2 separate regions of the Homo sapiens genome follow, and region 1 is linked to region 2. The links are chromatin loops, found by intact Hi-C in ENCODE. Cell type or tissue: HCT116. All regions are shown on one strand. Each heading gives the region's core, and the rest is flanking DNA. Links, peaks and the distances in the headings are about the cores only.

The links. Peaks named below come from ENCODE experiments on the same cell type or tissue, not always from the same donor. Only the 100,000 strongest peaks of a DNase experiment are listed, where the experiment ranks them.
Region 1: it touches region 2 in a loop (2.5-fold over the local background); 8 of 110 quality-filtered maps call a loop at or near these places.

The regions. Positions count from the first base shown.
Region 1 is chr2:29,832,941-29,848,947 of GRCh38, reverse strand. All of the region lies in intron 1 of ALK (ALK receptor tyrosine kinase), which reads left to right. Among named protein-coding and RNA genes, the nearest start is that of ALK, 81 kb to the left of the region's middle. In HCT116, for the core only: a CTCF peak has its summit at 7,363 (motif pointing right); a DNase peak (open chromatin) is centred at 7,376; H3K27me3 peaks cover 3,585 bases.
Region 2 is chr2:29,630,360-29,646,366 of GRCh38, reverse strand. All of the region lies in intron 3 of ALK (ALK receptor tyrosine kinase), which reads left to right. Among named protein-coding and RNA genes, the nearest start is that of ALK, 280 kb to the left of the region's middle. In HCT116, for the core only: no CTCF peak of the experiment used is centred there; no DNase peak of the experiment used is centred there; H3K27me3 peaks cover 4,212 bases.

The DNA of each region.
Region 1 (16,007 bases), core at 4,040-12,039, 200 kb before region 2:
ATTGTGGCCAATCAGTCCACGTAGAGCTGCCTGAATCAATATTTCGCACTCTAGAATCTGCAGCTTTGCTGCTGTTGGGGTCCCTCGTGGCCGCATCTCTGCAGTCCTGACTTGTGCATTCTATGTGAGCTCAACTTTCCTCCCCAGCCGGTCTCCTAAGTCAGCTTCTGCCAACAGCCCGCAGGATATGTGCTCAAGACCTTCACCTAGCCTTCAGAGCGACATAGCCCCCACCTCACCCTCCTGGCACCCATTCCAGAATTTAGCCACAGGAAGCTCAGAGCTGAGACCTGCTGGAAGCCTCTCCCTTTCCACAAACCAGAGAGCCTACCCCTCTTTCCATCCTGGGTAACCCTCAACAATACACAAATTCATTAACATTTATTAAGGTTTTACAGGCTAGGTATTAAAACACTATGCGAAAAGCCCTGCAGGCTAGCAGAAACACTTTAGAATTCTCTACTTATCCAGCAGTTTGGTAATTACCTTGAAGGTGGTATGGTTAGAAAGCACATATCTGCATACACATGTTCATTTCCTTCCTTCCTTTAAGTCTAGCTCAGTGGTTCTCAAACTTGCTAGTTTAAAAAAAAAAAAAAAGCCTTCCTGAACAAGGTGGTCAGCATGAAACATGCAGGCTGCATGTTCTGGGGGAATTTAAGGGATTTTCAAGGATAGTTTTGAATCTATGCAATTCAAAATATCAATTTTTGCCTTTCGCACTGACATCAGAATTGAAGTCCCACTGTACTGCTTAGGTGGTTGGGAAGAAAAGCCTCCCCACTTCCTCCTCCCAGAGGCACTAAGACCTATTCACACCCGCTGCCCCTGATCCCCCAGGGACCCTGGCAGCTGCGTACCGAGCCTCACCAGCAGCCAAGAGAGCACTTTTTGGATACTTGGAAATCCCTGCCACTTATGGGGGGATTTAAGTCCAGCTGGCTCCCTAGCTGGGCCTATTTTTTGGAGCCAGAAGTTTGTCTCGCCACTAGACAATGAGCGTATCAAAGCTGAGACTCTTTCCCATCTCTGCTTCTCCTTCTTACACCTCCCCCACCCTCATCCTCCTCTCCTTCCTCCTTTGCTTCATCTTCCCTCTCCTTCTTGTCCTCTTCCTACGCTCTCTCATTTCTCTTCTCCTTTCTCTCTTTTTTTACCCCTTCCCCTGCCAATGTTTTCATCATTGAGCACAGTGCCTGTCATGGAACACCATTCTATAAAGTTTATAAACGAATGAATGAATGAATGAATGCCATTCTTTGGCTTCAGAGGAAAATCCACCTATTTTCCCGTTCTTTTTTCAATCTAGGGCTCTTGGAACTAGATTGTCATGTTCACCTTTCTGTCTTTTTCATTATTCCCTGAAAGCACAAACTCAATTTAGGCTTTAGTGAAAAATGAAGAGCATTAGACCAACCTTTTAAAATTGCTTGGTCAGTACTTCCTGCTTGTCTGTACTTCACAACGCTGTCATCACGGGGTAATTATAACATTAAGTATGTACCTGATCAGCAAGTTGCTTTTATTAAAATCCCCTGTTGGTTTCTAGGCATCTCATAGCTCCTGGGGCATTTGTTCAACTCCTTGGGCCTCAGGCAGTTTCATCTCCAGTGCAGATAGGAGCCCAGGTCCAGAGGTCCTGGGTCAACACGTCCCTACCACCACCCTATTCCCCGACTTTCCTGATAGTACTTTTGCCAACTGTGTGGTGAGCAGCTCATTATGGTCACCTCTAGAAGAAGGGGCTGCCTATTCATAGATGAGAATACCGAGGTATCGTGGAGGGAAGGGAGGAGCCCCTGGGAACACGGCTTCTCTTGGCAATCCCTAAACCACATCCAACCCACAGTGAGATTCCTCTCTGTGTTTTTGCTGGTGGAGGCCACCTGGACCTCCTTTCACGTTTCCCTGCAGGGGTGATGGCAACTGTGGCAGGGCCATTTTTTACTTTACAAGCTCCTTTTTACGTGTGTTTACAAATTCTATAGCTCAGCAAGATTCTAGTTCTGGAGTCAGACAGATCTGCTTATAGGTGCGGGCCAAATAACCTGACTGTTCTGAGCTGTGTTTTCTCTGCTGTAAAATGGGAATAATAATAGAACCTATCTCATAGAATCTCTGGTGAGCATCAAAAGATGTATGTAAAAGGCTTCACATAGATCCTGGCACATGGTAAACACTCAACAAGTGTGGCTAATATGATAATAGTAGTGCTACTTAGCAGTTATCCAGTAAGGAAGTTGCCAGACTTTTGACAATCTCTGGAGGAGGATGGTATTGCTTTCTTGCAGTTTGAAAAATCTTTCAATGCCCGGGGGAGGAGGTGGACTTTGGTACAGCACTGACCAGAGTCTCTACCACCAAGTAGACTCCTCTGCTTTATAAAAGTTATAAGCAAGAACTCATTGAGAGCATTCATTCACTCAAGAAATGTTTACATGCCTGCTGCGTGCCAGGCTCTAGACAAGGATCATCCTAGACAAGGTCTTGTTCTCATGGAGCTAATATTCTTGAAAGGAAGACAGACAATAAGTGTGTAAATAAATGGACAAGGCAATTTTATATAGTGATGAGTATTGTGAAGAAAATAAAACGGGGTTCTAGGACAGTAGGAAATTTGGGGAGGGGTGCTGTTGAGTTCCAGTGGTTAATAAAGGAGCCAGTCAGCGTGAACTGGCTATGCGGTCAGGTGGGGGGGCAAGTGCCAAGGGCCAGATCCTAGAACCAGATCCTAGAACCAGCGTGGTGTGTTCAAGAAACAGACAGGAGTTCAGGGTAACTGGCCTGGGAGAGGCCAATTCCAGGTGAGATCAGAGAGATTGGCAGGGCCAGATTATGAGAGCCTGCTGATCACAGAACATCACACTCCCAAGCCCAAAACCAGATTTCTTTTTTATAACCATGGGCCAGATGTATGGGCCACACTATAGCACTATATGATATAGACCAGACCACTGGAAAAGGCTTCCTTCATGAGGCAGGATTTAGTATGAACCTTGGATGGGAAATAAAGTTGTGCATTGTGCTACAGAGAACCCTGGCATGAACTGGAGCACAGACACTTTTTAAGAGTGCTGTGGAGAGTCACAGTTCCCAGAATCTGTCTTGGAGCACCAGCACCCAAGAGGTGCTCCTCAACCAAAGGTTTCTGGGAGTCTTCCAAAAGTTTGGGGAAATGGTAAACTAGATTTTATTCTCCAAGGTTAAAAAATGTGTCCGGGCACAGTGGCTCACACCTGTCATCCTAGTACTTTTGGAGGCTGAGGCAGGTGGATCACCTGAGGTCAGGAGTTTGAAACCAGCCTGGCCAACATGGTGAAATCCTGTCTCTACTAAAAATACAAAATTGGCCGGTCATGATGGCACATGCCCGTACTCCCAGCTACTTGGGAGGCTGAGGCAGGAGAATCGCTTGAACCTGGGGGGTGGAGGTTGCAGTGAGCTGAGATAGTGCCATTGCACTCCAGCATGGGTGACACGAGCAAAACTCTGTCTCAAAAAAAAAAATGTCGTTAAAGGTTGAGGAAGCCTTGCAGCAAAGACACCTGTCTCACCTTTTGTAATCCAACATGTCCCAAGCTTACTTAACCGTGAAACCTTATTTATTTACAGAGTCCCTATTAACATCCCCCAGAATTAAAGTGCCAGGGAACACCCTTTGGGAATCACTGTTGAAGAAGAAGCCAGGGTTTGTGTGAGCCTGAGGGATCAGTAGCATCTGTGATTCAGCACTTGTGCCCGTGATAATTCATGGTGATGATCCCCTCCAGTGACTCAAATCATTGAGTGTCAACTGTGCCTATGTTAGCCCTGATCCACTTGCTTTATTTTCATTTTGCTAGCAGGACAAGGGAGTGCCTGGAGACAGGAAATGAGTAAACTCACATCCATAACCCCCTGGGACTGGGCTGAGACTGGGTTGGTTATGAAAATGCTCTTGGGCCTTAGACGACAGCCCCGGAACCCCCAGTGATAAGCTTCTCAAAGAGTTGAGGTCCACAGCCTGTGAGGAGCCTTTCTGTAGGATGAGCAGTGTGTGTACTGTGTGTGTGTGCCTCTGTGTGTGTGTGTGTGTGTGTGTGTGTGTGCAGGGGGGTTATCAGGGTGAAGGTGATTGCATTCTCAGCTCATCTCTGCTGCTAGCAACATCAAACACATACTTTTAAACTTTTGGCTCTAATTTCCCTGCTGATGACAGTAAACCTTAGTTTGTCAGTCACTTGGATGGATCTGGGTTGGTTTTCGGCTCATGAATCGTAGAAATGGAAGTGACGTAGTAAGAAATCATCCAGTCTCCAGTCTCCTCCCCTAAGAACCAGGACAATGGTTCTAACCTTCAGAAGATTGTGAACTCCTTTGGGAATCTAATAACAGCTATGGACCTAACCCCAGAGAAAAAGCACAAATGGAGATTCAAGTAACATTTCACCTACTATATCAGAGGTTTACAGGCCTTTTTATGTCCTTGGTACCCCTTATGTGTGATATGGTTAATAACTGTTCCTTGAATACCTATTTAAATCCTGTTGTTCATTGTCTCACCTTGCTCTTAGGATAAGGTAAAATATTCCCTAAAATGGCACACGAGGTACATGATCTGCACCTGCTCCCCACTGGCCCCGGGGGGCACTGCTCATTCTCTCTGCCCCCATCTGCTGCTGGTCTAGCCACGCAACAGCACCTCTGAGAGTTCTTGCTCTTACCCACCCCTGCTTTCCACAAGGCATATGCATGCGTTGTTTTCTTTCCCTAAAATGTCTTTTTTCCTTTGTTGTCCAGACAACTCCTTCTTATCCTTCAGATAGCAGTTCCGGGGTGACTTCCTCAAGGAAATTTCCTTCACCTCCTTTTCCAGAACTTATACAACAGATCATCCATTCTATGCCCTTTACCAAGTCCTATATGTCAGATTATCCATCCTGTATTCTCATAGCACTGTAGACGTTTCTTTCAAAAGCGTATGTCACAGTTGAAATTTACCTCTGTTTTTGAGATTAATTAATTAAGGCCTGGCTTCCCCCACTAGACAGCAAGTTTCATGAGGGCAGGTGCTGGATCTTTGGTGCCTAATAATGTGCTCAGCATACAGTAAGTGCTCAGTAGTAACTTCGCGTAGGGTGAGAGTATGATCATTGATTATGAATGCTCCCTATATATCAAAGCAACCCATTCCATGGTCCCAGAGATTTTGTTCTGTTAACTTCTGGTTTTGAAAAGTGACAATTTTTTGCTTGCATCCATTTTACTGACAAATTATGGGAGGTTTTGTCCTTTAAGTAAATCAATGACCACTTTGGTCTTTGCAAAGCTGTTGGCCAGGGTTCTACAATAGAAATCCCCTTCAATGAATTCAGCGTCAGGCAGAACTTGGACATCACTCTGCCCACCCTCAGGCTGCAGGAGTATATGATAACCATATCCATCAGCAGCCATCCATATGATCACATTTACATTTCTGTCCTTTCATAATTCCTGCCATCATTCCTGCCTCCCTTTCTTCTTTTCTTCCTCCTTCCTTCTTTTCTTCCAGCAGTTGCACAGGTACCCTCGCAACCTAAGTAGAGAATGTGACACACACGCACACCATACACACACACCACACACACAACTCTTGGAGGAAATTTTATGTGTATATGTGTGCCCCGTATGTGGGAGTAGGTGTAAAGTAGGGCAAAATTTCACTACCAATAATTCTGATTCATAGTTGAAATTGACTCTGCATGGTAGTGGGGCACCGAGACCCCTTCTAGCTGGTGGGTCTTTTCCCCTCATCCCCATTGATATTCCCCTCCTCTCCATGAACACAACCTAATATTGGTATTACTGAAGTCTCAAGCCCCAATATTTTTCTTACCCAATCACCCTTACCTGCTCACTCTGCCCCTGCCATTTGGTCCAGCTGCGTTCTGGGGACTTCATACAGTGGGGAGAACCTCACCTCACAAGGATGAGAAGCTGTGGGCATTCCCTGTTCTCATTTCCTCTGTCCTTTATGCTAGAGCATTTGCTCCAACCTCCACTTCCTTTCAGTATCCTGCCACAGAAACATCCGAGGAAGATGGGAAGCCTATAGTTTCCCACCTGCAACTCATTTCCCCACCTGCAAGAGAGGAATGTTGGTGGAACCAGGTGCTGGAATGGATGTTTGCGCAGCCCCAGGAGCTCAGTACACACTACTGTTGTTAGGTCTACACAGTCCAATGCAGGCACATGACAAAGCTGCTCTGATAGAAATGAGCCCTGCCTGCTCAGTCCTTTCTTACTATCCTCCATCTCCATGTGGTCCAGTCCCAGCCTGTGGTCCATGCTATGGGTCCTGGAGGTAATCAGCTGTCACTAAATTGAGAACTGTCCAGAGTCTTCACTGCCCCTTAACCATAACTAACCTGGGAACTTGAGTGTTTATCCTTGGAGAGTGAAGTGGTAACTGTGTGGGGTAGTTGGTGAGAAAGTTCATTGTCAAGTGGGAAGAAGAACAGACATGTGGGATATAGCTGTGTGCCCTGGTAAAGCCTGAGAATGATGGTCAGTACAGCCCAAGAACACCCCCAGATTCAGATTCTTCGTCCAGTTCTTGCTTTTTCTGAAGTGTGACGGTGGGGCTTTTCTTGTATTCCTTCCAATAAATCCCTTGTTACTTGAAGTCACTCAAACAAATATCTGTTCGTTGCAACCATGAGAATCTAGCCAGAACCTCTCCTCGGGTCTTTCATAGATATAATATATATTTTTTCTTTTTTAGGATGGTCATAGATGTATCTGCCATATTTAACCTATCACACTACAGGCTTCTTAAGGCAGGCTCTCCTTCAAAGTCAACTTTCTAGCTTCTGATGAAAATTGGTTTGAAAAAAGAGAAGGAGGGAAGGAAGGAGGGGGGAGGATGGAGAAAAAGAGGGAGGGAGAGAAGGAAGGAGAGGAAGAAGGTAGAAAAGAGGAGTGAAGAGGAGGATGGAGGAAGGAAAGGAGAAGGGAACGTTAGTTTTCAGGAGGGACCTGCATAGCCTATACGTCATTACACTGTGTACCATGGCTGGGGTAAGAGTGGAGGATGAGGTAGGTCAAAGGCATAAGGGTCAAGGAACAGTTATTGGCTAAGTTTTCCATGAAGAAGGGTCAGATAAGGCCTTGATTCAGAACAGAGAGTTTTGTTTTTGGATAAACTAGTTTCGATGGGTATTTTTGGAAGATGAAGAAATGGAAGTTTATTTCATTGTCAATTCTGCCCGTTTCAATTTGGCAAACAGATTTCTTCACTCCCCTTTGTGTTTCAGACAGCACTAAGGCTCTTGTTCATTGTAACTCCCCAGGACTCACGGAGCGCAGCCCCCAGCAGAGGCTGCCTGCTATTACCCAGAAGGCCAATAGAGGGCTCCCAAGAACACTGAGCAAAATTTGGTGGAAGACATCAAGATGTTCAACTGTAATGGCAGTACTGGTTATTATCCTTCTCTAACATACAAACTGATAAGACTGTATTCATATGATAAAGGTGCAAATGGAAGAGCACCTGCCATGAATGCAATAGAAGCAGTTGCTGCATTAAGGAAACTTGGATTAGATTAGCTTTAAGTTTCTTTCTGAACACAAGCCAGTGTCTTGACCGGAAGTATCTCTTCTAGAATTAGCTGATGATAGAGCTTTATAAAACACTTGCATGTTGGATATGTTCAAGACTTGATTCTGTTCACTATGTTATCTTGGAAAAAATTGCTTAATATCTCTAGGCATTATTTTGTCTTTTTTTTAAATGATGGGGGTAATGTTAGGGTAGTGGGAGTTTGGCTTTTTAAGACCTTTTAAGGTAAAATCTTCTGTTACTATAACTGATAGAAACCACATTCAGAAAAATCTGGCCGAATATGATTTATTCAAAGGGAGAAGAGTTAATCCTATCCCCTAACACAAGGCTAACAAAATGATTCTTAGAGTAATACTTGGAGCGGTGACTGCAGTGTTTGATGGCCATTGAGTTAAGACAGTATAGTGAGGGTGAAAAGATAACAGTAGCCGTATCTAAAAGACTTAGATTGAAATCTTGACTTTATTTAATAGCAAATCACTTCACCAAGTCTCAGTTTTCTTAAATCTGTAAAATTGGGATAATCCAAATTGCCTTGTCTACTCCAAAGTGTGAAGGTCAGATAAGATAATGCAATAGAAGTATTTTGCATACTACAATGTGCCATGTAAATGTTCAGTTATTAATAGATGCAATAACTTAATGTTTCAAATTTTAGTGACACAGTATGTGTGAAAGTCTGAAATTCTTTCTTTCCCGAATTCAAGATCTCATATAGCCATACTGCAGCCATAGTTTTTCTTTGTAATCTTTCAACAGAAAACACATTTGAAAAGAGACATAGAAAGATTTCTGAGATGCAAAGGGAAAGGAATTAGATTCATAGATTTTAGAACAGAAAGGAATTCAAGAAACTAAGCAAAACCAGATGATTTATAGACAATATTGAGAATATGTTTGAATTACTAACTGTTACTAGACTGAAGTGGGAACTGAGCTTTGTCTTTATCCATTTATTCTTTCATTTCAGTTGCTTGAAGTTCTAGGAATCCACATTTTGGAACTGTGGAAAGAACTAGAGTCTTGCAGTGGGATTATCTATCTCTTTATCTCTCCAAGCATTTGTAGGACATGTACCTATTTGCCAGATACCACGTTAAATGCAGGAGGCAATACAAAGATGTACAAGATATTGCCCCTTCCCTCAAGGCACACTGAATACTCTGCCTGTCACATAGTAAGTGACTTAAAAGAAAGAGATAGATTTCTGGGTTTGTTTTTGTTTGTTTTAGGATATATGAGACATATATGTCAAGGAGGCGGTATAACGTAGCAGTTAAGAATAAAAGCTATAGATTTAGACAGCTTTGCACTGTAATCTCAGATTTGCTAAGTAGACTAGCTTTGTCTTGAGCAAATAATTTGGCTTCTCTAAACCTGAGTTTCCTCCTCTATGAATTGTGTTAATGCTGCCTACCTTGGAGCATGACTGTAAGGATTAAATGAGCTGATGTGTGTAAAGTGCTCAGCACTATGAGTAGTGTGTAGTAAACTCACAATTATTATTATATCATTATCATTATTACAGAGCGACACAACACCAAGTCATAATATATCTCACAGAAGAGACACCAAGAGCCACAGAAATCCAGAGAAGGGAGCACTCAGCAAAGGCTTTGTGGGGAATGACCCTGGACCATTTAAGGATAAGAGAATTTTCTATTGGCAGAGATAAAGAAAAGGTCATTCCAGAGAACGCAGAAGAAGGGACACAAACAAAGGAGGGAAGCAAGAGAGAATGTGCCAAGGGCTGGGAATGGCGAGACAACCATTTTGTCATGAACAAAAAGCTTGTGTTGTGATCACTTAATGTATTCATCCTGACTCTGAAATTTCCATAAAGATACCTTGCCATGTCTCCCTGTGTAGAAAATTGCCGCAATTATCCTAATGCTTTGCTGGTCTGAATTGGAAGGCAGTTATGTGAAATCTTGAAGATGATGAGATTTGTTTCCTGGAATTCTCAGCCACTCATTCTTCTACCAGTTTTCTCTCTCACTGGGTCCTCCCCTCTGCCAGTCATCCGGCATCTCTAGGTACTTAAAAAAACTTACTCATCTTTCTTATTATATAAATAATATTTGTTTATTGAAGGGAGATTAGAACACGCAAGAAAATCTATCTCCTGTGACCCCCATGGAATTTGACCCAGCCATCTCCTCAAAAACACATTCTTAGAAAAGAAACAGATAAACTAATTTGCACTAAGGTGGAAATGGTTTTCAATGGGACCAATTTAAGAGCCCTTTGCAGACTACCAGGCCTAGAACTTCAGAATATATAAATAATTATCAGTGTAACTTTAGGCATCAGAAAGCATATAGGGAAGTCATTTTGGGTGGTAAAAGTGATGCCAGTATCTACTTAAAACATTAAAGTATATTATACATAAGCTGTTGGGTTGTGCCTTTTAAATAACTTTTAAACATTTTTATTCAAAAATAATTTAAATAATTTATATACCATGAAAACACTTATCTTTTGTGTCCAGTAGGATGAGTTTTGACAACTGCATGCACCTGCATAACCCTCTTCCCTATTGAGATATATAATATTTCTATCATCACAGAAAGGTTCCTCATGCCCCTTGCCAGTAATCTCCTCTACAGAGGCAAACACTGTTATTCATTTTTCACCCACAGGTTCCTTTTGTCTGTTCTAGAACTTCATATATGTGAAATGGCACAGATGTACTTTTGCATGTCTGGCTTCTTCCACTTATCATAATATCTGAAAGATACATACACATTGTTGACTCGATCAGTGGTTTGTTCCTTTTTATTTATAGTATTCTATTGTATGGTTATTCCATTAGTTTGTGCATTCTCCTGTTGATGGACATCTGGATTATTTCCAGTTTGTAGCTATTATGAATAGAGTTGCTATAAACATTTTTATACAAATCTTTTATCTTTCTATCATTAGTTTTTAACAATTTGATTATGATGTGCCCTGGTAGAGCCATCATTGTATTTATCATGTGTGGGTTTCATTGAGCTTCTTAGATCTGTAGATTTGTATTTTTCATCAAATTTGGGGAAAATAATCAACACTATTTTCAAAAATAATTTTTCTGACCCAACTTTTTGTCTCACTTTTATTTAGGCCAATTACATGTATGCTACACTGCTTAATATTTTTCCATAGATCACTGTGGCTCTGCTCCTTTTTTTCCTTTTTAACATTTTTCTACTCTTTAGTTTTGATAGTTCCTATGACTGCTCTTCAAGTTCACTAATCTTTTCTTCTGCAGTGTCCTCTGTTGTTAAGCCCATCCAGTGAACTTTTCATTTTAGATATTGTATTTCTCTGTTCTAGAATTGCAGATGGATTCTTTTTAAAATTTTTTTGCTTACCATTTCTCCATTGTAATTGTTTCTTTGTTTCTTTATTAAATTCATATTTTCCCTTAAATATATGAACAACTTACAATACCTATTTTAAAGTCATTTAAATGAATGCTAATCAATTCTTCTCTATCAGTTCTGATTTGTTTCTATTGACTGGCTTTTCTTCTGGAAATGAGTCACATTTTCTTTCTTCTTTGCCTATCTGGTAATTTTTGATTGTATGCTAGACATTATTGGTGTTACATTATTGACTGCCTTGGTTGTATTGTCTTCCTTAATAAATAGTTGAATTTTGTTCTGGCAGGCAATTTACTTGTGAATCAGTTTAGTCCTTTTGAAGCTTGCTTTTAAGCTTTTAAAGAGATGATCTAAAGTAGTCTTTAACCTAGGGCTAGTTTAGGTCTACTCCTAAGCATGGACTTTCTGGGGCTTCTATGAATTTATCGAGGATTCTCCACAGTCTTGTGCCATCTCCAGTAGATTGGGGTACAGTATCTTGCAGTTATGGGAGCAATTATCTTTGGTAATTTTTCTTTCTCTAGTAGATATTTTCCTGGCTCTGTGAAGTCTTATACTGCACATGTGCAGCACAGTATTCAGCCAAAGACTCAAGGGAATACCTATGCACATATGTAGATCTCATTGTTTGCACTGCTCCCTTCTTTCTGGTGCCATATCCTACAAATTCCAGGCACCTCAGTAGCTCCAAATCCCAATATCTCTTCCCTGGCCTCAGCAAGACCATGTTTTGGCCTTCTTTTGTGATGTCACTCTCCAACAAGTGCCTCCAGATAGAAAATGAGGTCAATTCCATGCCTTACCTTATCTGTTTCCCTACAGAAAATTATCTGTATAATTCCGGATAGGCTAAGTTATACTGTGAAACATACAACTCTCAAAATATCAGTGGTTTAAAACAACAGAGGACAACTTCTAGTTCATAATACCTCTCTATCAAAAGTTGAGGGGGATGTCTGTGTTCACAGTGGGATCAGGGATTACAGTCCTTTACTGCCTGCTGTCCAGTGTTTGAAAGCAGTTATTTAATATGAATATTTTTTAGTTTCAAAAATGTTTGCACTAGGACACATAGCTCTGTACCAGTTATTTTATCTTGACCAAAGTGAAAGAACACATAAAGTAATGCTGTCAGTTCATTTTGCATATGGAGGAACTGTAGCATTGACCATGGATTACCTAAGAGCTCCATATTAAGCTGGAATAACAGTGACATTTTTCAGCTCCTGGTTTCTCCAACCAACCATGTAATCTCTAGTAGAAAGTAAATAGATTTTGGAGCTAAATTGATATTCATGAAAACCAAAGCATGTTTCACAAGGAGGTAACAGATTAGGGGTCTAAGCTCTGATTTGCTGCAGTAGCCATTAGTGAAGTTCTTCCTTATTCTGGCTTAAGGTGATATTACACTTACTTATACTTAGCAGGACAAACTCTCTTCTAGTTGGATGGGGCCACAAAATTAGCTCTGGCTAGGGAGTTGTGAGCAGAAGTGGTATATGTCAGTTCTGAGTGAACACTTATTGCTGACACGAGCATTCCAATCTCTATTTTTTTCATGGTGACTAGCAGTGTTCAAAATGGTGACTCGGTCAGCCTGGGTCTCTAAGTGACTAATGTTAGCAGAGAGCCCCTCTCTACTTTCAATGGCCGGGTAGTATGAGCAAGAGGTAGTTCTCTATTATGTCCAACCACTGCAATTTTTGAGGTTTGTATATTTTCATAATGTAATTTAGCCTAACCTGAGTGATACAGATAACTTTGATAAAATTTGCTATTTTGATTGTCTAGGTTGGTTCCCCAGAAGCAGACCCTGAAGTGAGAATTAGTATACAAGGGACTTATTAAAAGAAGTGCTCCCTGGGAACATTGCTAAGGAAGTGCAGGAAGCAGGATGGGGAAGGGAAGAAGCTGAGTTATGGAATGATCTCAGGCAAAACCCCCTCATTTGTCATGCTGCAGCATGATCTACAGGGGAGCTATGGAATGGAAGTTGTGCCTCGGTGATGTCTCAACTCAAGGCAAGTGAGTTGGACTATATTAGTCCATTTTCACACTGCCGATAAAGACATACCCAAGACTGGGTGATTTGTAAAGAAAAAGAGGTTTAATGGACTCACAGTTCCGCATGGCTGGGGAGGCCTCACAATCATGGCGGAAGGTGAGGCTTGTCTTACATGGAGGCAGACAAGTAAGAACGAGAGCCAGGCAAAGGGGGTTTCCCCCTATAAAACCATCAGATCTTGTGAGACTTATTGACTACCATGAGAACAATATGGGGGATACCACCCACATGATTCAATTGTGTCCCATCAGGTCCCTCCCATAACTCATGGGAATTATGCGAGCTACCATTCAAGATGAGATTTGAGTGGGGACACAGGCAAACCATATCATGGACTTTCTTATATCCACATACAGTCTGGGTTGGGGAAGGGAGAGTGGTGAATGGGGAATCTGTAGAAGGAGATACACGAACATCTGGATGAAGCACCAGCATGGTATACTACTGTGATCCCAGGGGAGAAAGAAAACACTCCATAACTTCATTTTCAGTTCTGTACAATGGGAAGACACATCGTTTCTTGTCTCTTGTAAGAATGGCATGGAAGAAATGCACAGCAATGTTATTTGAGGGTAGAAATGCTGGTGGTTTCAGTACTCTCAGATGGAAATACCTTTCCCCCCTTATGTTATTAGGTCTTAACTGTCAATATATCCCTATAATATGGCCACTGAATTTTACCCCAAAACGTTTACATTCTCTGCTACTTTCTCAGCCTCTAAATCAGCTTAGAATGAAAAAAAGAGCATCAAAATTTGCCTTCAACTCTTGCTACTTATTATTTGCTAGCTGCTAGCAGGATACTCAGCCTTTTGCTGCACAAAAAGACATGGGTCAAAATTGCTTGTTTCTTTGTCACCACTTGATTTACCCACTCACCAGCCCCGCCTGAATGACTGCTGCCTTTTTATTTGGCTTAGATTGCAAGGCTCTGCGAGCTTGTCTAATGGGGCAGTTTTCTTTACCATGAGCTCTGAATGAGTTACACTGCCTTTGTGCTCTTTTGAAAGGTAAAGCAAATGGAATTTTGCCTGCCATGATTTGAAGTGAAGGTGTGTGATTCTTTTGCTGCAATTGATGGTACTGTTAGTGCTGAAGGCAGATCAGGAAACTCTGGTCTTTCTGTGTTTTGGTGTGACTAATGTGGAAAGACTTCTCAGGTCACCACAGTAAAGTGGTTTGGGACCAACTGCCAATTAGGGGAGTACAGAATCATACCCCTCATTTTCTTTTCCTCCTATTTTTGTGATCTCCCCTCTCTATACTCGCACCCTTTTGGCTTGTTGCCATTTCTAGACAAAGTATTTCCTATTGCAATCTCAGTTTTTCATCTTGATTTTTAAGCTGATAAAATGTCTATTATATTGGCATTATAGCTGATGTCTAAGCAAACTTCACTAAGAACTTTGAAAAATCTTTACTGTTCACTCCCACCCTACTTACTTTCCACATACTGACATTGTCCTAATTGTTTAGAGTTGGTACTTCCCCTAGAATTTTCTGCCTCCAGCTCTGTCAACTCATATACCAAAATAACATGTCAAATCAGTTGAGAAAATTGATGAGACTGGCTACTGCTACTTGGCATTGTGTCAAGCCCACAAAACCTGGCAAAATCAGCTGAATTTTTCACTTTTTTTCTAATTGGGTGAGTACCATGTAGACAATAAACATACTGTGTGATTAGAGCTCTCAGGCAGAAAGAAGCAGTCTCATATTTTCCCCAAACATCATTGGCTGAGAAGTTAGTGGTTTTGACCTTACCAGATGTGTGGCCTTGCTGGTCATATTAATTTAACTAACATTTTAGAGTCTCATACTCCTGACTTATGTCTTAGGATGAGTTTAATAATATTTTATATACCTTTGCAGTTTACAAAGTGCTTTCGTATACCCCATTTTTTCTGCCCAACCATGTGTCCTATTGATTTTGCAGAATTAAACTGTGCTCCCTGGCTTGAGATAATGAGGGCTGGGTTGGGCTGAGGAGTGCAGTTGATATTGGTAATGTCAAAGTCTATAAGAGATCTCGAGTAATCATGTAATTAAGCTTCCAAGGACAATGGCATCAAAACTGTCTAGAGCTGGATGTGGTGAGATATGTTTGTAATTTTTCAAGAAAGGAGATGCTGCATGCTTGAGATGCTTTCAAGGAGATACAGGGTAGACCTGGGCTCCAATCCTGAATCTACCACCTATGAACGGTGTCACCTTGAGTAAATTCTACATCTGTGAGCCTCAGTTTTCTCATTTGTAAAATGGGAGCTAAAATGCCTGGAACATGCAATATAGTCAAGATGAAATGAAACAATGCCTGTGAAGCATGTGCCCAGTGCCTGGCACCTGGTAAGTGCTCCATAAAAGGCAGTGATTATTCTGGGCACTGAAGGATTCTTGCTGTTGGATTTCTTCCTAATGTTTGCTTCCATCTTTTTTAGAAAGCTCAGGATACGGAAAATAAATGAGTGCTTCAACCCAACTAGTGAAAATTCACACTGTAGAGCATGAGAGATGATCGTGTCCAAAGATGGACCTGAAAACAGGCAGATTTCCTATTTTGTTCAGTGTCTTACAGGTTCAGGGCCAAGCCCGGAGGCTGCTGCCTGGAGGCTGCTGCATTATTGATGTGGACTTGCTCCTTGCACAGGTGCCGTGAGGGGTGGTGGAGGAAAATAGAGACACAGGGATGCAGAGCAGGGATGCCTTTTCATCGTTCTTTCAATCTGATACCTGGAGAGATTCCAACAGAGGAGAGGAGAAGAAGGGCCTGATGCTCACTTTCCTTCCAGGCATGAGGGCTCTATGTGGCCGGAGTCCGGAGGTCTTGTCCCCTGACAGCCCTCTCTGTATTCTGTAGTGTGACTCCACTTCCCTACCTCAAGTGCTCTCTGGGCTGTGCACCCACCCACACTGGGCTCTCTTTCTTTCCATGCCCCTGCCTCTGTTGAAAGCCCTCTCCCTACTTCTCTTTGCCCTGTCAATCCCTACACAT
Region 2 (16,007 bases), core at 4,147-12,146:
TCAAGAAACTAAGCAAGAAAAAGACAACTTGTATCAGATGCTGGAAGGGCAGATGGTAAGGAGTGGTGTTTTTGAGGCGGAGCCAATGACTTGGACATAGAATGTGAGAGAAAGAGAGGAAACAAGAGTGACTTCAATGGTTTTGGCCTGGGGGGGATAAAGTTGCAATTAATTGGGGTTAGAAATGACTACAGGTAGATCAAGTTTGTGTCAGTGACTCATGAATTTAGGTTCTAATGTGGGAAACTGGAATCATTCAATCCATAACAATGGCCAAGTGGAGATCTTAAGAAGGAAGAGAGATAAAGGGCCCTGGATCTCAGGGCAGTGGTCTCGGCTGAAGATACAAATCCAGGGTCTTCACTGGGGAGTTGTTCACTAGGGAGATGAGACTGAAGGAGATTTCCCAAGGGAATGAATGACTGTAGCTAAGAAAGAGTAGAAGACCAAAGGCTGGTCCCCATGGAACTCCAATATTAGCATCTTGGGGAGATGAGAAGGAACTAGTAAATGTGATTAAAGAAAGGATGATGAGGTAGGAGGAAAACCAAGAGAGCCCTGTGTCCCAGAAGTCAGGTGAAGGAAGTGTGGGTGTGGGAGTGACCAGCTGTGGGTGAATGCTGTCTATGGCCAAGGAAGAGCATCTGAGGGCTGAGGGTTGACCACTGGATGGAACAACACACTCCTTGATAGGAGCAGTGGTGGCACAGGATGGCGGAAAAAGCCTGGCTGGAGAAGGAATTGCTGGGCCCTGGTCCATTCCACCAAGTCACCATGCAACTTCTCTAGGGCCAGTCTTCTCATTTGTAAAGCGAAAAAGCTCCTACTAGCTCTAAAATTCTAAGATTTTATGATGATTCTAATGGAGTACGCTTTATTCTTTTCATGAAAATGATACCATGAGAGTATTTGGAATCTGAGAAAAATGTGGGTGAAAATGCGGGACATTCCTCAAGCTGACCATTGGGTCTTATATGAAAGAAGCCAAGTTTGTTTCCTGTTGAAAACAACTGAATACACACTTTCTGACTTTTCCCACAAGGAAAGACACCTCATTTATATTTGTATTTTTGGTTTTGTTCCGTGTGTAATATTGATCCTATTTAATTAAGATTTCCAGACTCTCATTAAACAGAGTTTATTTTGATAATTTCCCAAAACTGAGCCTTTACACTTTGATAACTCCACCTTTCTCATAGATGCACTTACCCACTACCACCTGGTGGTAGCAAAAATATTACAAAAGAGAAGAAAAGAGGAGAAAGTAAAGGCTCTTATTTTTAGTTTACTAGGCTCAAGGATTGGACCTGGATCTTTCTGGGCAGTCTTGGCTTTGGGACATCTCCAAGGCCTCCAAGACTGTGGGACCTGGAGGACCCTATGGAGAATTGACATTGGGTGCTTGGCCTGGAGTCCTTGCACCCAGAGCCAGTGAAATCTAAACACACTGAATATTTATGAGATATTCCTAGGGGAATGAACCAAGCAAGTCAGGATCATTATAATTAATTCTGATTTTCTGAAACTACTTGAAATTTCTATTTAAGGAATGATCCATGCATGAATTGTTTTTAAAACTTACCTTTTTAATACGTACTTTTAGAAATTTGTTTCTAGTAAAGGTTGAGCTTTTTGTTTTTTTTTAAGGTCTTCCATCTGTGTCGGAGACAAACTGAGCATATCTGGTTGCTAGGGGTATAAACTTCTATAAATGATCAGCAAGCATAATGGCTAGCAATTTGATTCCTACATGAATGGAGAAGTTGCTGCTTTCCCTGGAGAGTGGGGGGAAAAAAAAACCTTAATTTGAAAAGATATATAGGCTTTATTCTGCTCTTGCAAAGACACACAGACATGACTGTAATCTCTCTGTGTTTCTGAAACCACAGGGAAAGCTAGAAGCAGCTCTAGGTGAAAAATACTGAAGGATAGCAGGAAACTACTAGATTTCTTTCCTTTTTTTTTTTAAATATACTTTAAGTTTTAGGGTACATGTGCACAACGTGCAGGTTTGTTACATATGTAAACATGTGCCATGTTGGTGTGCTGTACCCATTAACTCATCATTTAACTTTAGGTATATCTCCTAAAGCTATCCCTCCCCCCTCCCCCCACCCCGCAACAGGCCCCAGTGTGTGATGTTCCCCTTCCTGTGTCCATGTGTTCTCATTGTTCAATTCCCACCTATGAGTGAGAATATGCGGTGTTTGGTTTTTTGTCCTTGCGATAGTTTGCTGAGAATGATGGTTTCCAGCTTCATCCATGTCCCTACAAAGGACGTGAACTCATCATTTTTTATGGCTGCATAGTATTCCATGGTGTATATGTGCCACATTTTCTTAATCCAGTCTATCATTGTTGGACATTTAGGTTGGTTCCAAGTCTTTGCTGTTGTGAATAGTGCCACAATAAACATACGTGTGCATGTGTCTTTATAGCAGCATGTTTTGTAATCCCTCAGGTATATACCCAGTAATGGGATGGCTGGGTCAAATGGTATTCCTAGTTCTAGATCCCTGAGGAATTGCCACACTGACTTCCACAATGGTTGAACTAGTTTACCGTCCCACCAACAGTGTAAAAGTGTTCCTGTTTCTCCACATCCTCTCCATCACCTGTTGGGAAACTACTAGATTTCGATTGTTATAGTATGCCCATTTCCTCCCCTCCCTAACCTGATTGATCTGAGCCAGCTCAGGAAAGAGGGTCTAAGTTATAAGACAGAGCCACAGTTATAAATGGCCTCCCCACTGTTCACCCGCTCCTGGCTCAGGTCCTCATTGCCCTCCACCAAGCCTTTTGCAATGCCCATCCTCTAGGTTTTCAGTGTCCAATTCTCTTAGCCAGCATTTTCCTCCAAAGACTCAGGCTTGGCTTTGTCACTCCTCTATTTAGAAAGTTATTGGTTGCTCCTATTGCTTTAGAATAAAGATCAAATTTCTTAGACTAAAATTAAAAACTCTCCACAATCTTTCCAACATATTTTTTGAATTACTTGTCTTCATGCAGGGGCCACTCAAGTCAACTTTGTTATGTTCAGATGTCCACACACTATATGTGGTAACCAGTTTGCCTTTGCAGATGCCATTCCCTTTCCTGGTGATGTATCTTGCTTCCCAGTACCAGCCCTGGAAACTTTAATACCTGCCCATATCATTTTAACTTTTCAATGCATATTTCAAACCCACCATGACCCCCAAGAAACCATTATTATTTTTCCCCAGCCAAAAAGATTATCTTCTTTGGCTTTCCCCCATACCATTTTATCTCTTTGGCTTTCCCCCATACCATTTTATCTCTGTCTCTTTTAAATCTTCACTTCTTACTTTCTATTAGGTGTTATTATTATTCCTAAATTTTAAATCTCTAATAAACTCTGAGCTCCCAGAGGAAAGAGGCAGGTTGGATTTAATCTCACATAGTATGATACTTGGGGTACCAAACTATGTAGGTGCTAAATAAAAGTTGGTGGAATAAATGACTAAATGATAGTTACTGAAACAATTCCTGAAGACAGTAGGCAAACTGAGTTTAAATTCAAGTAGAGAAGTAAATATGGAAAGAGATTGGGATTTATCCATGTAGTACTAATGGAAGAAATTATAACAGGTTTTTTGTTGTTGTTGCTTATTTTGATTTGCCTGTTTTTCTTTTTTTAAAGAAGAGCTGAATAGGTGAGAGTTGAGTCTGAGACAGGAGAGAAACTGCAGAACACAGCTCAGGATGAGAAGGACCCAGTGAAAAAGGAAGCTGAAAGAGAGGAGGATATTTAATGCCCCTGAGAAGAAATTTATGCCGACCCAGATTTGAAGTCAACCTCTGATTATCTACTATTTATATATTTTAAAGAAATATGCAGGAGATTTTAGTGCTTCCTTTTTTGTTTGTCTCTCAATATATGCATGAGCCAGCACAATTCAGGACTTGATTTACCTTTGCTGATTCGGCTTCTTTTCTCTGAGCTTATTTATGGCTGTGAGAGAGGCATTCTGTCCTTGCTGATAAAGGACAACCGAATTGCATTCAAAGCTCAGCCACTGAGTTGCTTTGCTTCTGCTAGAAAGTTGGTTTCTTCTCCAATGGCCAAGTTTTCCTGAACTATAGGAAATAAGGTGCATATTTGAAAGGTAGAGTCCTAGACTAGAACTTCTCAAATTTTAATGTTCCTCCAAATCTTCCAGGACTCTTGTTGAAAGAGTAAATTCTACTTCAGCAGTTCTGGGGTGGGGCTGAGAGTCTATATGTCTGACAAGCTCCCAGGTGGACCACACTGCAAAGCAGTGTCCTAGACTTTTGAAGACAGAAGGAACTTGAGAGGTCATCCAAGCAAGTGGTTCAAAATACAAATTCTCAGGCTCCACATACAAAGAATCATGGATGGAGCCCAAAGAGGTGAATTTTTGATAAGTTTCCTAGCTCATTCTTATGTATACCTGGGTTTGGAAACCACAAATTAGTCTGATCCCCCATTAGGGATAGCAAAACTGAGGCCCAGAGACTAATTGAATTCCATGAAGAAAAGTTTCTGTTTATATGAAAGGGGCTTTCCTGAAAGGATAACCCTTATACATTTTGCTGCCCTAAGTGAAGGTTCCCCTTTAAAGCCACAGAAATAACTAGATCATCTATATAATTTATTTCTTAAAAGCTACTAGCAGAGAAAAGCAATTTTTTCTGCCTCTTTTAGAATGACAAATACTCTAAGTTATTTTAGTTTTGTGCTAATAGTAGGGGGTGGTGGTGGTGGTGGTAAGGAATGGCTATTAAGCAATTATGTTATTCAAACACATCATTATTATTATTACCAAGATGAGTGGACTCATTATAATTGAACAATAAAAGCATGAATGACTTTGCATTGTTATTAGTGTCTGTCTCAGGGCCCCTGTTTTTCCCAGGGGCTGTTCAGCAGATCCAACTCACAATGTACTGGACTTGCGGTGGTTCACTTGCAGGCAATTGGATTGTTTTTTCAGAATCACGCGCTGTGGTCATCTTTTCTTTTCTGGTACTGACCTACTGTTCATTCAAGACTCTTGCCGCCCCCACCTCCTGCTCAGAAAACCTAATCCTTGAAAGACTGTGGCCTCCCTGACTCCACTCTTGTCACCTTCCTATCCTTTTTTTTCACACAGCAGCTAGTGATCATCAGAACTGTGAACTGGCATTAAAATTCCCTTGCTTGAAACCTGCCAATATCTGCCTATTTATTTTAGGATAAAACACAAATCCTTGGCAAAGCTTTCCAGGCCCTTAATGAAGTGTGCCACTTCCTTCAGCAGCCCCACTGGGAGCTGTTCCTCTTCTTCCCCTCACCATCACTGCCCCCGCCAAGCACTATACTGTTTTCAGCTTCTGGAATGTCCCGACATCTCCAGTTTCTGGAATATTCTAACACCTCTCTGACTTAGGGGATTTGTACATGCTCTTCTTTCTATTCATAATACTCTTTCCCTAGCTGTTTAGTTCTTATCCTTAAGATTTCAGCTTAAATGTCTATTTCTCCTTCACTACCTGACTAATTCAACACCCCATATGGACCCCTTCCATAATCCTGGCACTTCACCATTGGTAGCGGTGTCTACACCAGTAATTACTTGCTTAATGTATTTCTTCCCCCACTAATAGTAAGCCCCAAAAGGACATAACTGTCCTTTCGAGACTAACTCCATATTGTTCAACACATACCTGGTATATTAGGCCATCTTCACATTGTTCTAAAGAAATACCTAAGACTGGATAATTTATAAGAAAAGAGGTTTAATGGCTCACGGTTCTGCAGGCTGTACAGGAATGTGGCCTGTCCAGCTTCTCATGTATAGGCATGTACAGAATGTGGCGCCTGCTCAGCTTCTTTCCTCAGGAAACTTACAATCATGGCAGAAGGCAGAGGGGAAGCAGGCACATCACTTGGCCAGAGCAGAAGCAAGAGACAGATCGTAGGAAGTAGGTGTCACACACTTTTAAACAACCAGAGCTCATGAGAACTCACTCACCCTCATGCGGACAGTGCCATGGGACCGGTGCCAAACCACTCATGAGAATTCCACCCCCATGATCCAGTCCCTTCCCCACCAAGCCCCACCTCCAACATTGGCGATTACTGTTCAATGTGAGATTTAACTGGGGACAAATATACAAACTGTATCACCCGGCACATAGTAAATGCTTAATAGTTACTTACTGAGGAGATGAATGTTTGAGAATCCACCAGGTACTGAAATTGCAATAGAGAATCATGGAGACAGAAGGGGGAACTGGAGGCACTGGACCTCCCTCTGTCTAATTCGCAGCATTAGGTGCTGAGCTTCTTCTTCTGTAGTTGCATCTCCCCTACCCCTCCACCATATGTTTAAAAAAGTTTAAGTGATTAAAATATGTTTTATCCCTAAGTTGAACGTCAAGACCCAGCACATTTGATCTAGGTTTCCTAGAACTGTGGTGGCATTGTTACTCTGGGAGGATATGTGGATGAAATCATGCAAACCCTGGACCTGAACTTTCATAGGATGTTGTCGAAGATGCTGTTCACGACAGCACTCCCTGTTCCCTATGTAAAGACACACCTAAGAAATGTCTCTTGTAGATTTAAATGTCAGGAAGACCTTTGCTTCCTTGAAAAACTGCTGAGTGTTTGCCTTATGTTCACTGAATTCGTGAACCATGTTTTTCTCTCTTAGCTTTGACTGCCAGAAAGCTCAGAGTCACATTCTCTGCTCAATTTTTGTAACTGTAGAAGCCTATAGCTCGCACACCTGGCAATGTAACTTTGCCCTAGTCTTGATTTCCTATTCTATAAATATATTCTCCCCGGTCTCAGTTTATTAAATTATTTGTAGCTTTTTATTTTAGAGTGCAAAGTCTTGTAAGTTTGCTCAAATCCTTAGTGGAATGTGGCAAGGAGATATATGAAAGAAAGAAATGCATGAGGTTCTGAGATACATTCCGTTTAACTTGCAGAGGGTTCCTATCTGTGGGTGGTCCTGGCAGGGGCAGTGCACAGAAGGAGCCCTGCTGACATGGGTGTCTGTGCACCACGCAAGGACACAGCAGGGTTTCTAGAAGAGGAACCCTCTGGAACAGCTTACGGAGGTGGTTTTGTTCCTGATCTCCTGCCGAAGCTACCCTCAGGTGACCCAGAAGTGTGAGTGATGCCGACCTCCATGCAAGATCCGAATCCTTTTCTGGGGAGTGGCTAAATATGAGCCCTGTAACCTGTCCTGAAATTCTGTGTGAAAGCTAGATTTCTGCTGGCATGAGGTCTTCTACTATAAGGTCAGAATTAGAGTGTTTTCTTAGCTAAGACTATAATTTCAGCTACTTTCTAATTCTCCTTACGTGCCCAGTATTGCTGTAGAAGCCCTATTTGTTTTCAATAAAGCTGGCATTTATTTCTTGTCTAAGAGAGCAGGAGCAACCATGTGGTCCACATGTACTGAACACGGGATGCCATGCATGTCCCTCACACAGGCTGATTTGTGAAGGAGCCTCATTCTCTGCATTTTGTATATGGGTAAAACATGTATAAACATGTATATGGCTCAGGGAGAGAGATTTGTCAGAGGTCACTAGCTAATGAGAGGGGGTGCTGTGGTTCAGTCCCAGTCTTCTGATCCCAAATAGGCAGATCCTCTACAGCCCATTTCAGATGGTGTTAGAACAGAGAAACTGTAGGGCAAGAAACAGGCCACTCCATGGGTGAGATAAGGAGCTGTTCCATGTGAAGCTGGGAAAGGACTAACAGGCAGGCAGAAGAGAAAGGACGAGACCCTTGCAAGGATTCAGCCACATCCTTGGTGTACATGCCCCTGCCCCAGCATTATCCGCATCCATCTCCCCCCACCCCCACCCTACTCCATCATCCTTGCCCTGTGGTCATTGCCACAAACAAGTTCCCTGACACTCGAAGCTGTCCTGGCTGTCATCATTCTTGTCTCCCCAAACAAAATGAAGATTGCTTGAGTGGAGAGCTTTCATCCACAGCCTTGTTAGGGTAGGAGGAGCTCTTGGAAGGTGTATACTAGTCAATGAAGGTTTATATTGGCAAAAAGTTACTATGTGTTGATGTACAGTCATGTTCTGTGCCCCTAGGCACAGACTTCACAATAACTTGGTGTGGTAGACACCATTACCTTTCTATATTGCAGGTCCCCATGGTCATGCAGTTAGCAGGTGCTGGTGTCCCAGCTTCCTGCCTCCGCTTTCCGCCATTGTTGAGATGCCAAAAATGGCTATCAGAGCCCTCCAAGTATCTCAAGTTTAAGGTGTGCTTTAGGGAAAACGGAGTCAATAGAGAAGAACATATTCCACAGCCCTCTAAAAAGCTCTGATCTGAACACTAGAGCTCTGCTTATTTCATTGACATATACATTGATTTTTTTTTCAAGTTTATTTCAAAATTCTGTATCGGGTTTAATTACCAGCTTGAGTTTTAATAGCAACTATATATGTTTTAATTAAACTTATTATGTTGAAAGAATTATGGATTCATATACAGTTATAAAATAATATAGATTTCATTTCCCTTTTTACACAATTTCCACTAACAGTAATATCTTGAAAACATAAGTGTGATATCACAACCATGATATTGACATTGACAGAGTTAAGGTACAGAACATTCCCAGCACCACAAAGAGTCCTCTTTTTTTTTTTTTGGAGACGGAGTCTTGCTCTGTCACCCAGGCTGGAGTGCGGCGGTGCAATGTCGGCTCACTGCAACCTCCACCTCGTGGGTTCAAGCAGTTATCCTACCTCAGCCTCCCAAGTAGTTGGTATTACAGGCCTATACCACCACGCCCGGCTAATTTTGTATTTTTTAGTAGAGAAGGGATTTCACCATGTTGGCCAGGCTGGCCTCGAACTCCCAACCTCAAATGATCCACCCGCCTGTTGCTTTTTTATATTCTCATCCACTTCCCTCCTCTCTCATCACTTCCTTAACCCCTGGAAACTACTAATCTCTTCTCCATTTCTACACTTTTGTAAGTTTAAACATGCTATACAAATGGAGTCGTAAGGCATAAAACCTGTTGAACTTGGCTTTTCTTACTCACCATACATTTTCTGGAGATGTATCTAAGTTTTCACACGTATGAATAATTTTTTTCTTTTATTGCTGAGTGATATTCCATGGTATGGAGGTACCACAGTTTGTTTAATCATACATCCATGGAGGAACATGTTGGTTTCTAGTTTGGGACCATTATGAATAAAATTGCTCTAAATATTTGTGTACAGATTTTTGTGTGAACATGTCTTCATTTCTCTGGAATACATTTTCAGGAGAGCAACCACTGAGTCCTGTGGTAATGGCATGTTTACTTTTATAAGAAACTGCCAAACTGTCTTCCAGAGTGGCTGTACCATGTTACTCTCATCAGCAATGTAGGAGTGATGTAGTTTCTCTGAATCCTTATCAGTATTTGGTGTTGTCATTTTTTATTGTAGCCATTCTGACAGATGTGAGGTGATAGCTCAGTGTGGTTGTAATTTGCGTTTTCCTAATAGTTAATGATATTTAACATCTTTCGTGTGCTTATTTTCCAGCTGTTTATCCTTTTTGATACAATGTGCCTTTAAATCTTTTGCCTGTTTTCTAATTTGAATATTTTTAATTGTTGAATTTTGAGGTTTTTAAATATTCTAGATACTAGTCTTTTCTCAGAAGTGTGGTTTGTAAATATTTTCTCCCAGTCTGCAGCTTATCTTTTCATCCTATAAACAGGATCTTTTTGCAGAGCAAAAGTTTTTAATTTTGATGAAATCTAATTTACCAAATTTTTCTTTTATAGATAGTGTTTTTTGGTGCCAAGTCTAAGAACTCTTTCTGTTGCCCTACTTCCTCAAAATTTTATCCTATTTTTTTAAAGTGTTATAATTTTACATCTTACATTTAAGTCCATGATTCATTTTGAGTTAGCTTTTATTAACTAAAAATTCTGACCTAAGGTCATTTGTTTCTTCTCCATTTTTCTTTATCTTTCTTTTCTTTTCTTTTCTTTTCTTTTCTTTTCTTTTCTTTTCTTTCTTTCTTTATTTTTGGCCTCTGGATGTCCAATTGCTCCAAGACCATTTATTATTTGTTGCAAGCCTATCCTTCCTCTATTGAGCTGTTTTTGTACCTTTATCAAGAATATGGGCATATTTGTATGTGTCTGTTTCTGTGTTCTCATTTCATTCCATTGATCTATGTGTATATTCCTCCCCCAACACCACATGTCTTGATTACTGTAGCTATATAGTATCTTGAATTCAGGTAAAGCAATTCTTCCCACTTTATTCTTCTTTTTCAGAAGTATTTTAGCTATTCTAGTTCCTTTTTCACAAGAATCTTCCTGGGATTCTGATAGGAATTGTGCTAAACCTTGTATTAGTTTCGTGTGGCCGCTGTAACAAATGACCACAAGCTTGGTCATTTAAAACAATAGAAATGTGGCTGGACACAGTGACTCATGCCTGTAATCCCAGCACTTTCGGAGGTCGAGGTGGGTGGATTACTTGAGGTCAGGAGTTCGTGACCAGTCTGGCCAACATGATAGAACCCTCACATGTACCCTAGAACTTAAAGTATAATTAAAAAAAAAAAATACAAAAATTATCCAGGCATGGTGGTGCATATTTGTAATCCCAGCTACTCGGGAGTCTGAGGCATGAGAATCACTTGAACCTGGGAGGCGGAGGTTGCAGTGAGCCGAGATCACACCTGGGGGACAGAGTGAGACTCTGTCTCAAAAAATAAAATAAAATAAAACAATAGAAATGTATTATCCAGAGTTCTAAAGGCCAGAAATTAAAAATCAAAGTGTCAGCAGAGCCATTCTCCCTCAAGAGGCTCTCGGGGAGAATTCTTTCCTTGCCTCTTCCAGCTTCTGGTAGCTGCTGACATCCCTTGGCCACATCACTCCAATCTCTGCCTGTCTTTACATCATAATCTCTGCATAATATCTGTACAATTGTCAACTGCCTCTCTCTTGTAAGGACACTTGTGATTGAATGTAGGGCTCACCTGGATCATCTAGGTTAATACCCCCTTGTCAAGATCTTTAATTTAACCATATCTGTGAAGACCACATTTCCTTATAAGGCAATATTTAGTTTAGAACCTGTTATCTTTGGGTGGTTATTATTCATCCTGTTACAAACCTATATATCTATTTTGGGGAAATTGACAACTTTACTATATTAAGACTTCCAATCCATGAACTTAGTATTCTTTCCATTTATGTAGCTCTTCTTTGATTTGCATCATCAGCATTTAGTAGTTTTCAGCACACAAATTCTGTACCGGTTTTGTTAGATTTAAGCCTAAGTGTTATTTTTTGAGTAATTACAAATGTTATTGTATTCCTAATTTTGATGCCTGGGTGTTCATTGCTAGTATAGAGAAATACAATTGATTTTTGTATATTGACCTTGAATCCTGCAGCCTTGCTGAATTCACTTATTAGTTGTAGGAGTATTTTGATTAATCATATATTTTCTATACAGACAACTATGCCCTCTGAAAATAGGGACAGTTTTATTTATTCCTTTCTGATATATATGTCTTTTATTTCTGTTTCTTTGTTTGTTATTTATGTATTTTTGCCCTATTGCCCTGACTATAACTTCCAGTACTATATTGAATAGCAGTCGTTAGTGTGGACATCTTGCTTTAAATCTCAGAAGGAAAGTAGTCAGTCTTTTACTATTATATACAGTGTTAGCTATAGAGTTTAATTTGTAGATTTATCAAGTTGAAGAAGTTCCTCTCTCCCTATCTACTTTTCTGGGTTTTAATCATGAATGAGTGTTGAATTTATCTATTGCTTTTTCTTCATGAATTGATATTATCATGTGATTTATCTTCTTTAGCTTGTCAATATGGTACATTATATTGATTGATTTTTTTAATATTGAACCAGCCTTGCATCCCTGAAATAGCTCCCAGTTAATCATGGTATATAATTCTTTTTATATTGCTCAACTCTGTTGGGCAATATTTTGTTAAAGATGTTTGCATCTATATTCAGTAGGGATATTGATTTGGAGTTTTGCTTTTGTTTTGTACTGTCTCTGTTTGATTTTGGTTTTGGAGTAATACTAGCTTCATAAAATGAATTGGAAACCAGCACCGCAGTGTGTCACTAATCCTAGCTATTCGAGAGGGTGAGGCAGGAGAATCACTTGAACCGGGAGGCAGAGGGTGCAGTGAGCTGAGATTGCACCACTGCACTCCAGCCTGGGTGACAGAGCGAAAAAAAAAAATGTGCACCAGTCATCCTTTCATGAATAGCCAGGACACCTGGACAACATAGTGAGACTCTTTCTCTAAAATATATATAAATGAAATGGAAATTGTACCTCTTCTATTTGTATATAATTGGTATTAATTCTTTATATGTTTGGTGGAATTTTTCAATAAAGCCATCTGGTCCTGGAGATTTCTTTTGGGGGAGTTTTTAATGGCAAATTTATTATCTGAATAGTTACAGGGCTGTTCAAATTACCTATTTCATATTGGTTGACTTGTGGTGGTTTGTGTTTTTCAAGGAATTGGCCCATTTTATCTATGTTGTTAAATGTATACGTGTAGAATTGTTTGTAGTATTCCCTTATTACGCTTTTGATGGTTGAATGCTCCATAGCAACCCTTGTTTCCTTCCTCATATTGGTAATTTGCATTTTCTCTTTTTTTCCTTTGTCATTCTAGCTAGAGGTATGTTAATTGTATTGATCTTTTCAAAGAGCTAGCTCTTTGTTTTAATTAAATTAGTCTATTGTCTTTATGTTTTCAATTTCATTGATTTTTTTCTCTATATTTATTATATCTTCTGCTTGCTATTAGTTTATTGTGCTCTTCTTTTTCTAGTTTTTTGAATTGGGAGCATAGATTGTTGATTTGAGAATTGTATTCTTTTCTAATGTAAGCATTTGGTGTTATTAATTTTCTTTTCATCACTGCCTTAACTGTGTCCCACAAATTTCGATTTTAATCTAGTTCAATGTGTTTTTTAAATTTACTTGAGACTTCCTTTGGGATCTATGTGTAATAGCTGACATGGGTAAATCTCTCCCACACCTCCTGAGCTCAGAACAAGAGTGCAGCCTTTTCAGCATGTTCTAAAGATTATTTTGACATGATCACTGTTATGACTATGATGAAGAAAATATTTCCAGGAATGAGAAATCAGGTCATTCAGCCTATGAGGATCATCATGGACTTAGTCCACCACCAGCCCAAAGTGTAAGATGTCTGCTCAGGCTTCCATAACAACCATAGATGAGGTTGTGTAACTAAGAGAGATTTCTGTTCTAGAGGTTAGAAGTTCAAGATCAGAGTGTCAGCGTGGTGGATGATATGGTTTGTTCCTGTGTCCCCACCCAAATCTCATCTTGAATTGTACTCCCATAATTCCCAGGTGTTGTGGGAGGGGCGCAGTGGGAGCTAATTGAATCATGGGAGCAGTTTCCCCCATACTGTTCTCATGGTAGTAAATAAGTCTCATGAGATCTGATGGTTTTATCAGGGGGTTCTGCTTTTGCATCTTTCTCATCCTCTCTTCGCCTGCCACCATCCACATAAGATGTGACTTGCTCCTCCTTGCCTTCCACCATGATTTTGAGGCGTCCCCAGCCATGTGGAACAGTGAGTTCTCCATTAAACCTCTTTCCTTTGTAAATTGCCCAGTCTCAGGTATGTCTTTATTGGCAGCGTGAAAATGGACTAATACAGTGGGTTTCCGCTGAGGGCTCTCTTCCTGGCTTGCAGATGGCTGCCTTCTCACTGCATCTTCACATGGTGGGGAATGGGGAGAGAGAAAGATTTTTCTCTTCCTCTTCAGGTAAGGCCACCAATTCTATCAGATTAGGGCTTCAGCCATAATTACCTTTTACAACCTTATTTATTTAAATTTAATATTATTTACTATAACTTTAATTTAATCTTATCTCTTAAATTTAACCATATTTATCTTCTAGATTACTAAATGTAACCTTAATTACCTCTTAAGATCCCTATCTCCAAATACAATCATACTGGGGCCTAGGACTTCAACTTATGAATTTGGCAGGAGAGGGACACAATTCACTCCATAATACTTGCATTCCCACTAACCCTGTACTCTACAAGGAAAACCTGGCTGTTACTCACATCTCACAGTTTATTTCTGTATCACTCATTTTTATTGACTCATACTTTGTGCAAAGCTCTGCACCAGACAGCACGTAGGCATGCCCTCTGGGAGTTACCACCTATCCTGGGGGAGAGAGAAGAAGAAACTTTCTACATGACCCAACCCTAAGAGATGAATCCGGACCCACATCCTGTCTCCACCAGTTACTATGTGCATGGGATTTGTGCAATTTTCTTATTTCTACCCTTCAGTGCTGCTTAGAAGCAATCCCTATTCTGCCTCCAAGAGTTACAATGATCGAATGATACATGTGTGAGATGTGCACGTGAAATACAGTAACACACAATACATAGCTGTCATATGGTAGAAAATGGTAACCTGATTCAGGTCACTAGAGCAGAGGATATGTGGCTAGATAGCAAGGAGACTGAGGTAGGACACATGGAATGGGATTAAATGGTGTGGGGCCTTGAGGGCCACGTTGTGATACCTAATCTTTATTCTCAAGCCAGGTTAACTGTGAAGTTCAGTGCAAATCTGATTTACAGCTTTCAGAAAACCTTCACATTCATTTTCATTTGATGTATGAACAGCCTTTTGAATTGCACAGGGCAGGTACTGTTTTTTCAGTTTTAGAGATTTCAAGCAATGAAATCAAAGAGGTTAACTAATTCACTAAGATCCTACAGCTAGTAGGTAGCAGAGCTGGGATTTCCAACTCCTGTTCCAGTCCTGTGTCAGCAGCCCTGCCAGCTGCTGCAGGAATGCACAACCCGTCCCAGGATGGGATCTAGAATTAAAGCCCATTTCCATGCTCACTGTTCCACAAATATTAGTAGAGCCAGAAGCAGAGGCTCCTCCATGTCAGCAAGATTCCCCTGATTGATCTGAACTGTTTTGAGTTTAGAAACAGCTTACAGCTCTAATCTGATGTGATGATAAAATCTGGATTTCCTTTCATTTGTCAAAGTTTTACTTCATCTGCATCACCCTCATCATGAGATATAGCCTAGGGGCCCAAATCATCGCTTGTTCAATAATGCATATTAATGGGGAATTTTCTCAAATGAAAATGAGCGATATCTATGACATAATGAATGCCCAAGTTTTTCCCAAATCTTAAAGCTGCATATATAACTATGAACATGTGTTATTCACTTACATTTTTATTTAGTTTGTGTAGATTCAGTTAGTACAGTCTCACCGTGGTCATTTTATCTACAGATCTGTGAATTTGCTTTTTTATTTGAATACGTTGCACATATATGTTTTTAAATTGCTACCTTTCTTGAAGAACCCTAAGCACCATGTGCTATACAAATCGCAGCTAAATACATCTATATAGAGAGGGATGAGTAATGGATCTTCATGAACAATGGCTTATGTGATGCTGGAGTTTATAAGCCTTGTCCACAAGAATAAAAAAGATGTCAGTAAGTAACTAGGCTAAAAGTCTTGCAGTGTAAATACCAAAGTTCCTCAAAGACGTAGACAACAAAATTTCAAAATATAGCCTGGGTTAATCTAGTATATATTTCCTGTGAAAATATAACTCTTCATTAAGAAAGCAAAGCATTAATCTAGAAAGATTCCTGATACCTGGTGGTTTATATAACATTTTAGTGATACCCTTAAGAACAATATTTTAAAAATTATATTAAAATTATAAATACCTAATACACTCAGGTACTTAATAATTGCCAACCTTAATTTCATTTCTCTTTTCCTTCTCTGCTTTCCATAAAAGCTTAACATTTTCTTCTCATTTATGGTAGTTTGGATGTCAAAAGTCCCTAGGCTACCATAAAACTCCCTGGTGCTTAGAATTAGAGACCCTGTAATTAGGCTTAATATCACCTGTAAGAAAAAAAATAATAAATAAAATTTCTT